Linked DNA regions of Mus musculus: region 2 is linked to region 1. A link is a contact called in ENCODE POLR2A ChIA-PET data. All regions are on one chromosome and are shown on one strand. The core of a region is the stretch at or near the end of the contact, and the rest is flanking DNA. Distances in the headings are between cores, read along the strand shown.

Region 1 (4,573 bases), core at 658-3,157:
CTAATCTAAAAGCTAAACTTGAAAACATGAAAAAAGGAGTACCTACACCGCTAGACACATTCACTCGACTCTATCAGGCATCAAGCTATGTGCTCAAGAACTCAAGTCACCTCTACTGAAAAGTAAATCAAGTCAACGTGTTCAACCTGCGGGCTAGCTCTCGTCAGCTTCTTGACACAACAGTTCAGAGCGATACCTTTAGTAGCATAATTGAAGTCAACATTTCGGAAGTGGACAAGCAGAACGTCGCTTGGTTTAAACACCATGGTGTCCACAATGTCTTCCCGGCGAGGCCCACCTGCTGGCTCAGATGCTTTCCGATGCACCGCGTCAACTGCCAGTTCAAACTACAAAAGCCCCAGTCCAACATGGCAGGGTCAGTATCAGAGGGAGAAGATGGATTCGCTCTTAAAGCTTTCTAGTCTTTCAACGTCAAATGCCCATGTCACTCTGTATTTCCCAATGTCAACCAGAGAACTTAGCAAAAGCCTCAAAACTGCCCGCTGTCACCCAACACACACTCTCAATCTCACTCTCCTTCACAGCTTCAGAAATTCCTAATTTGAGTACACTGACCTTTGAGCTCAGAGTCTTGAAAATGCCCTCGTAAGTGGTGCCATTTTTCACCTTTACGTCACAAGTAGAACCCTAGCAAGGTGAACCATTTAGTCATTTTAAGAAACTGAAACAGCATATTCCTCAGACACCCAGGTTAAAGCTGTTACTTACCACTACAGCTGTCAGGAAATGCAGCATCCTGGAATTGTTATAGACACCTTCAAACACCTGTCACACGAGAAAAAAGTAAAGGGCAGCAGGTGAATACTCTCTTCTCAGATTGTCCCACACTGTCTGTCTTCCGAGTGTCTTTACAGGAGGAAAAGAAGGCACTCACGGGTGACTGTGGGGGTCCCTTTCCGGTGGTCTGTCCCCTATTAAAAAAGAAAGAGAGAAATAGTTTTAATTAGTAGTGAACCCTAGACCAATGTACCAGGTCAACTTGCTGATTTAGGCTATAGACTGATTAACAAGCAAGACTTTTCAAGTTCTCACATTAAAGAAGAAAGTAGGCATTAACTGCTAAAACATTTTCTCCGAATTCAAGATTTTAAAAAAGTCAACAAAATATTCAATAAACAATAGCTGTCAAATGTTCCTAACAGTCAGTGCAATACAACCTGACTTCCTCTAAGGGACAGTCCTTCACTCTTCCGATAAACCACTGCTATAGTATTAAACCAACAGCACACTTCAGCTGTGAAGGCGAAAGCCCGGGCATCCCAAACGCAGCACCTCTGAGCTTAGACACATTACCTCCCAAAGGAAAAAAAGCTTTCAGGAGCCTTGGATTCCAAATCCCAGGAGAAGTATATTCTCCACACCCCACCCTTTCGCCCTCATTATTTTCATTCAGCCTGTTACCCACTCTGAAGGGATCCCCAAACGCCAGGTAACACAGCTCCTCGACGGCTGATGTAACCGGCAGTTGAGGAGGGCGAGGAGGGGGCCGTTGGCTGGGCTGGGGGACCGCGCAGCCGCAAAAACCATCCACCGGGATGCCTCGCCCGGTCTGCGCCTGCGCACTACAGCCCATCGCGCTCCACCACCCGCTCTAGAACAGAAGCCACTGCGCCTGCGTCCAGTGCCTCTTTCTATCGCATTGACACACCGAGAAAAACCGAGGGCACCCACTCCCCACTCACCGACACCAAACGCCCCTAAACCCTCCAAATAACCCCTCCCTCCTCCGCCTCTGCTCTACGTGTTACCGGGGCAAGCCAATGCCCGAGTCATAAGACAGCATCCGCGCGCACGTACGCCCGGGGAGCGCGCGCGCAGGAGCTTCCCAGCCCGCAGTCTTCCCAGTAGCCGCTGCTTCCGCGCCCCCGCCCACCCCGTCCCCCTCTCACTGGCTACACCGGGAAGAGGAGGGAACAATCCGCTCCCAAGTCCCTCCCTCCCCATTGGCCAAACTGTGGGCCGCGCGCCCCCCCCCCATTGGCTACAGTCGGGGACCCCTTCATGCAGCTGACTCCCCATTGGCTGAAGCCGGGGACCGCGAGATCCTTCGTGGTAATGGAGCTAGGGACCCCATCACCTCCTCAACCCCCCCAACACCCTTTGCCGACGGAGCTGGCGGGATGCGCCCCGCCTCCCCTCAGGGCCCAGACCCCCAAGAGGTGACTAGGCCCAGAGAGCCGAGCGCTGCCCCCAGGCTCCTGGAGACCTCCCGGAGAGCTTTCTCTCCGACCTGTTGGCACGAGGGTCCACCCCCTCCTTCACGGGGTCCTGGGCCCCCAAGAGCCCCCTCAACAGCTCCAAGCCGGGGCGCTGCCTCCCGGGCTCTCCCTAGCCAGGAAGCCCCGTCCTCACCTGACGCTGCCGATAGCCACTGCCCCTGGCCTTTCTTGATGCTGCGGCGGCGCTGACGCCGCTAAGATGCTTTCGGCTCCGCGGCGAAGTCCGCTGCCGGCAGCGGCTGCAGGCCCCAGGCACGGAGAGACCGCTGCGGGAGGCCCCGGGGGAGCCGCGGTGGCGGTCAGCGGTCCCGGGAGGCCGCCGTTGGGAGGGCTGGTCCCGCCGGGAGACCGGCGAGCCACGGCCTGTTGCGTGGGGGGCGGCTGCTGGGGTTGGGAGGTCTGTTGTGGCGGCTGAGGCTTCAACATGATGGCAGCGTCCGGAAGAGAAATAAGAGGGAAGGGAAAGAGGGCCTGGGGCCGGGCCCCTGCTGGAGAGCGCGGGAAGCGAAAGAGATCGCCAAGCAGGGGACCCGCCGTTGGCGGGCGGGGGGAGCCCCGCGGTGTCAGGGGTGGATCGAGAAGACGGCGGCGCGAGGAAGCGCCGCGAGGCGGAAGGGGAGGGGGGATCTCGCGGGCCGGTGGACAGCGAGAGGGCGCGAGCCGGCCTGGCGCGCGTGCGCGTCGCTGGAGAAGGAGAGGGAGGAGCGCGGGCGGAAGCGCCGGCGGGGGAGGGGCGCGGGGAGCGCCGCCAGGCGGTTAGTTCCGGAACAGAGGAGAGGCTCGAGCCGTGGCTCCGACCGGCCTAGCCCCTGGGGCGGAAAAGGAGCCGCGCAGGCGCTTAGCGCACCTCTAGGTTCTGAGCCACCTTAAATGCTGGCGGCCGCGGTTGCTTCACAACGAGGGTGGGCGGGGCCAAAGCCGGGAAGGGGAAGTGCCGGCGGACCCGCCCCTCCCACGCCGCCAGCGTAACGTCAGAAAGTCTCCGCGGTGGTGTGAGGTGTCACGTCGTAGCGTGAGGTTCTTCCGCCACTGGGTGACCGGTGGGCGGAGTCTCGGGAGCAAGAGAAAAAAAAAAATCCCTAGGACTGGAAAAACCTAGTACAGGTAACTTAAGGCAGGTGGGTTTTTAAAGGTGCTGCTCTCCATCTTAACTGCTTTAAAATATTAATGAGCGTCAGAATGACTATTCTGAGCATATGTGCATCCCAACAAATGTGCCCAATTCTAAATTGAAATTCAGTGATTCTTTCAGGGAGAGCGACCCCCTGAACAGTAGCAATACAAGCCGTCTGAAAGCCAGACTGACTAAGAGTATATTACAGAATCCAGCTGCATAGCAAGACACGGTTAGAAAACCGTGGTATAGTGCTTGCCTATTAAGGCAGCCCTCATTCAAAATTAGGGCAGCTATGGTGCTTCAGAACTTTAATTCCAGTACTAGGAAGGGAAGGTAGGAGGATCAAAAGTTTGAGGCTATCCTGCATTGTATAATAAATATCAGGTCAGCTGGGCAGACCCTGTTTCAAAAGGAAAAGTTGATGGAAAAGTCCATGCTTTGGGTAACTAAGCCACTCAAAGCTCAAGCTAGTGGAAGATTTATATAATTTGAGCAAAGGTACTTGGTAAAACACAGAGGGCAGGAAAATGGATTTCTATACAGACGAAATGGATCTGACAGGACATACGAAAAAATGGAGCTTGATTGGAGCCTGAAATCCTCACTCTATAGCTGTAGCTGGCTTTTAACTCCTTGTGTATACCATGGTGGTCTTAAAACTCACAGAGATCTGTCTGCCTTCTGAGTGCTATGATTCAGACATAAATCAGCACAGCCAGACTTTGTCATGGAATGTTAACCTAAAATCCCTTTATTGATAACATAATCCAAAAATTAAATCTAGGATTGGGTAGACACTAAGAAATTGAATATAGCAGTACAGATGAGTCCAAATCTACACTTCAGATTAATAACCCATCATAAGCGGAAAAATGGAATTAATTTAAAGTCATCCTCAAATATTTAGTCTGAGGCCAGTGGGTCAGGTGAGAGTCGGCATACACTTCCTAAAAAGTATAGGAGCAGGGGAAAGATAAATAGGTCATTTGGTAGCAGTGTACAAAATAAAAATGTATGTGTGGGTGGTTTGCCTTGCAGGTATGTTGGTGTAGAGTGTGTGTGTGTGTGTATGTGTGTTGGTCTTGAAGGCCAGAAGCAGGTATCCGGTCCCAGGGACTGGAGTTAACAGTGATAAGAAGCCATGCAATTGTGTTGCTGAGAATCAAAGCCAAGTCCTCTGGAACTGAGCCATCTCTCCAGCTCCCAGATTTTTAAA
Region 2 (4,609 bases), core at 240-2,739, 120 kb after region 1:
AAGTGCTGGGATTAAAGGCGTGTGCCACCACTGTCCGGCCAACACTATTTTTTTCATTTATTGATATGCCAATGTGTTTGCATGCATGTGCGCACATGCGTATTCTCGTGTGCTACTTTGAGCATATGGAAGTCGGTGGACATTGGGGGCACAGAGGTCCTTGTACTCAAGAGAAGCACTAAGAACCAGAAGTTTTAATCATGCCGTGTGTCTCCTCAATGCAGGAGATAAAGTCAAATACCTGCATTCCACTCAGAAATCTGAGAGTGGATTTTGTTAACAACCTGGTGAGCTTTTGGCTCTGTGTGGAGTCAGACCTCCCCAGCTTTTGCTATAGAAGCCGACCTCACTCAAGTTCTCCAGAATGATAATCCCAGACTCTCCCCTCCCTAGACCATTACCCACTCTTAGGAGAGATGTCACATCTGCCTGATGACCTCCATGCTATTGGTCAGAGACCACTCTAGATTCTAGGCCTTTAGCTCTAGAACCCACCCTCATGGAGTTTCAGTGTAGTCACACCTCAAGCTTTATTGTGCTCCTGGAATTGAACTGATGGACCTGACTGTTGCCTAGAAACCTCTTCCCAAATTGTACTGTGTTTTAAATATGCTGACAGTGAACCGCCTGGCGTTAGATGCCCTGAAATCTGATCCAAGCTGATGGAATTCGGTCTGAATGGGGTTTTCATTCTTATCACTTCCCTGCCTGGACATCTATCTGCAGGGCTCCCTGGGAACACAGCTTGCAGTTGGTTCTCTCCCCTTTCATCACTCGAGTCCCAGAGATCAAGCACAGGTTGTCCTGCTTGCCTGCAAGAGCCTCTACCTGCAGCGCCATCTCACCAGGACCAGCTTTTGGCTCCCCGCTTCCCGCTCGGCACACTTAGGCCCGGCTCTCCCGACTCACCTCCAGCTCCGTCTCAGCGCCAGGCTTTTTTCCTTTCAGAGTTCTGGAACTTGGTCAGCAGCTTCCTCTCATGCCCGCCAGGGCTAGGGCGGTTGGTATTGGCAGCAGCTTCTCTCTTGGTCCGACCTTTCCGACCTCCCCCGACTGGTGGAGCAGGAGGTAGAGGAGGTGTGTGAGGTTAGGACAGGCATATAAATGGCCAGAGTGGGGCGGTCACGTCTTCACGTCTGAAGCACTCTATCCTTGCTGTTTACTCAAGTATAGAATGAGAGATGCTCACTTGTGAGTTCTTGGGGCTAAGGGAGACAGAACTCAGTAGATGAGACTAGAAGGGGTTACTTGGGAGTTGGGAATAGATTAGCTAGGAAAGGTAAACCGGGGTACCCAGTGAGAAGCAGATGGGCTGACCAAGGAGCTACCACGAAAACCTTACCGACACAGGGATGGGCCAGGCTGTACTGATCATATTCATCCAGGATTCCATCTTCATCCTCTAGGTTTAGAGGTTGCTGGGAAGGGTTGGCTGTTGGTGGCAAGGTGGCCATTATGCCTAGTCTGCTCTCTCCAAAGTCTTGCCTGTGTCTCCTTGTCTGAATGTCTGCCCTCTCCCAGTTTCTCACCCTACTTATAACGCTGTCTCCTCCCTAAACCACGGGGTTGGCCCCCGCCCTCCAAGCCCTGTCTGATGCAATCTGGCCCTTTCCCAGAACTGGGCCCATAGACAGCAGTCCTGAGCAGAGAGGAGCACCCTCCCCTCCCTCCTCCCTCACAGGACTCACCCAAGCACAGCTGTGTTTTTCCACGTGGAAAGCTCTCGCCTCAGGGGCGGAGGAAGCAGACAGGATCTGGGCACAGTCTTTGGGATATTGGCCAGGGAGAGCAGAGGGCCTCAGATAGGCCAGTCCTTCCTATCATTTCAGCCTCTGCCACAAGCCCCTCCTGGGCCTGGGTCATAGTTAGACAGACAGACAGACAGACAGACAGACACACACACACACACACACACACACACACACACACACACTGTAGTCTGGTTCAGATTCAGGAGGTAGTGGCAGCATACATACTGAAAAGGGAGGGAGGAGGGACACTGACCCACTTCTTGCTTGGTCAGCAGTTCCTGTCACACCCAAGGCTTCTATTTTTGTGAAAAGTCCCCTTCAACAGAGTCCCCAGGGACTTCTTCCTCATGCAAGATGGAGGATAGCTAGCTGGTAGAGACAGCAAATACCCTGGATTCCACACTCTGATTCCTGATCCACCTCCCTCTACCTTTCTTTCTGACAGAATCCTTCTATGGAGCCCAGGTTAGCCCTTGAACTTGCAATTCTCTGGCCTCCTCATCCTAAATGCTGGGATCACAAGTCAGCTCAGATCCAGTGTTTCCTGCTGTGTGACCTTGGACACGTCACTTTCCCTCTCTGATTGCTTCAGGTTCCCCCTTTAACAGAGGATAACTCTATCTGGCTCTGTTGGTGAGAGGTTGCAGACTCATGAGGCCTGGAAAACCTTCACAAGCGGGAACAGTGTAAGGATTAGTCACAACTTCCCATGGGTTCCCATACAGTGCCCTTGCCTTGACCCTCCCCCCTCAAAAAAAAAAAGGGTGGAGAAAAGGAATTTAAAATAAAATATTGTGTGTTGGCAAGATGACTCAATGGGTAAAGTACTTGCCACCAAGCCTGACAACCTGAGTTTATCGGTTTCCAGGACCCATACAGTATGGGAGAGAAAAATGTCCCATAAATTGTCCTCTGACCCTCACATTCCTATCCATGTACACACACAATAAATACGTGTGACTTCTAAAATTTAAATAATATATTGAGGGCAGAATGAAATAAACAGGTATTTGTGCTTTGATACCCCCTGCCTTGTTTTTTAGGCAGTCTCACTGTTTTAGCTGTGGCTGGCTAAGAACTTGCTCTGTAGGCCAGATTTGAGTCTAGTGTTGAACTCAGAGATCAACCTGCCTTTGACTCCTGAGTGCCAGGTTTAAAGGTGTGCATCACCACACCCAGCCAGTATGAATCAAGTGTGAACTAATAGTAAGCTTTTTCAGTCCATACTAGCTTCCCTTGGGTTGTTTGATAAGAATTAGTATGAATTTTAAGTTCAAATAAAAAGCATGTGAAATGAAATTTTCTACTTTTTTTTTATTTTAAAAAAAGTTTTCATACAATGTATTCTGATCAAGGTTTCTTTTCTCCAACTCCTCCCAGACCCTCCCCATGCCCCCAAATTTTACTCTATAGGAAACGAACAGGTGAATCATCATTGTCACCGTCGTCGTCGTCAGAAATATGAATGAAAAAATTAAAAAGCAGAGGCCATGCGGCTCCTGGGTATGGTGGAGAAGGTTTAGTGTAGACATGAGGGAGAGCACAAGCAGAGCTATCTGCAAGAGTCCAGAGTGAACATGGCCAGCAGACTTAACAGGGCCTGTGGGAGACAGAGAGAGAAAGAGACAGGGGGAAGAGAAGAGAGGAGGGTCGACAGAGGAACCTTGGACCAAGTGGCCAAGAGGCAAAAAACAAACAAACAAAAAAACAAAAAAACCTGAGAACCCAGAGACCAAGAGGTAATAAAAAGGCAAAGATACTAGCATAGTCATCTTATTTAGGAATCAGAGAAACTGTGGGAAGGGAGAGTTTAGGGTAGCATGTGGGGTATACCAGCCAGGACAGCTCCGTAATAGGTGCTGGCAATGCTGAGAGAGGCAGGCTGACAGCATCTGCCCTGATATGTTAATAGGCACTTCAGTTAGCCATTTGTCCAGGGGTTGAGTCCTAACAAAACACACACACACACAAATCCATAAAAACACAAAATCAGAAACTATAATATGTAAACAAAGGACCAATAAGACCAAAACATGTCTGATGAAAACACCGTGAGAAAAGAAAGCCGATAAAAGTACTGTTGTGTTGGCATCTCCTGCTGGCCATGGGGCTGACCCTTACCTGGGGTTAATGCAGCCAGTGAGACTCTATTGGAGGAAACTAAGTTTTCCTTTGTAAGCAGGTGTCAATTTGGTTAGGGGTGGGAGTCCATGTCCACTTTCCCCTCTCAGTGCTGTGACCCCATGTGGCTTGAACCTGGGCAGGCGCAGGCAGGCTGCCAGCGTGTTGAGTTCATATGTGTATCAATCAGTCCTGTTGTGTCTGGAAGACACTGTTTCCTTCGTGGTATCCACACTCCCCGGCTCTTACAATCTTTCCACCTCCTCTTCCACAGAGCTGCTGAGCTCGGAGGAAAGGGGAATTTCCTACTCTTGATGGAAGGATATGAACCCTGTGAGTCATGTTAGCCCAGAAAGGGTGCCCACACCAATTCTATCTGCATTGCTGTCTCCAGGCAGGGAGTTAGACAAAACATTCCACATCTAAAAACAAAACAAAACTGGATTCCAGAAAAACCAAACCCTCTCAACCCTGGCCAGACATCAAGTCCTCTGCCCACGTCCACGGGCTGTGAACCTCCCTCCGTGTCAGCACAAGGCTCGGATGTGACCCCAGGCCTGCTGCAGGCCCTGGTTGCCCTGGTTAAGAAGAGGCTGTGTTTCTGTTTGCGGCTTTCTCCCCTGAACATAAACAAAACCAAGCATCTGTTTTCCAGATTCTTGTGTCAGCGCTGCTTTAAAGCTCCGGCCCAGGGCCTGGAGAGATGGCCTGTGGGTGAGAGCACTGCTGCACAAGAA

Evidence for each region. ChIA-PET counts read pairs that join two places held with the same protein, here RNA polymerase II (POLR2A).
Region 2: POLR2A ChIA-PET joins it to region 1 with 12 read pairs in Patski. The contact joins the promoter of Nupr1 here to the promoter of 4930456A14Rik in region 1. POLR2A ChIA-PET finds 5 or more read pairs at or near these places in 4 of 5 experiments (Patski and embryonic stem cell).

What each region holds. Positions count from the first base shown.
Region 1 is chr7:126,500,527-126,505,099 of GRCm38, forward strand. 4930456A14Rik (a long non-coding RNA gene) reads left to right here and starts at 1,908. Exons shown (of 3, transcript XR_869939.3): 1 at 1,908-2,073. It overlaps Atxn2l (ataxin 2-like), which reads right to left and starts at 2,911. Exons shown (of 22, transcript NM_001361487.1): 1 at 2,374-2,911; 2 at 896-932; 3 at 730-786; 4 at 577-648; 5 at 197-347. The coding sequence starts at 2,666.
Region 2 is chr7:126,623,981-126,628,589 of GRCm38, forward strand. It overlaps Nupr1 (nuclear protein transcription regulator 1), which reads right to left and starts at 1,490. Exons shown (of 3, transcript NM_019738.1): 1 at 1,343-1,490; 2 at 910-1,053. The coding sequence starts at 1,454. The coding sequence ends at 923. All of the region lies in intron 1 of Gm39087 (a long non-coding RNA gene), which reads left to right.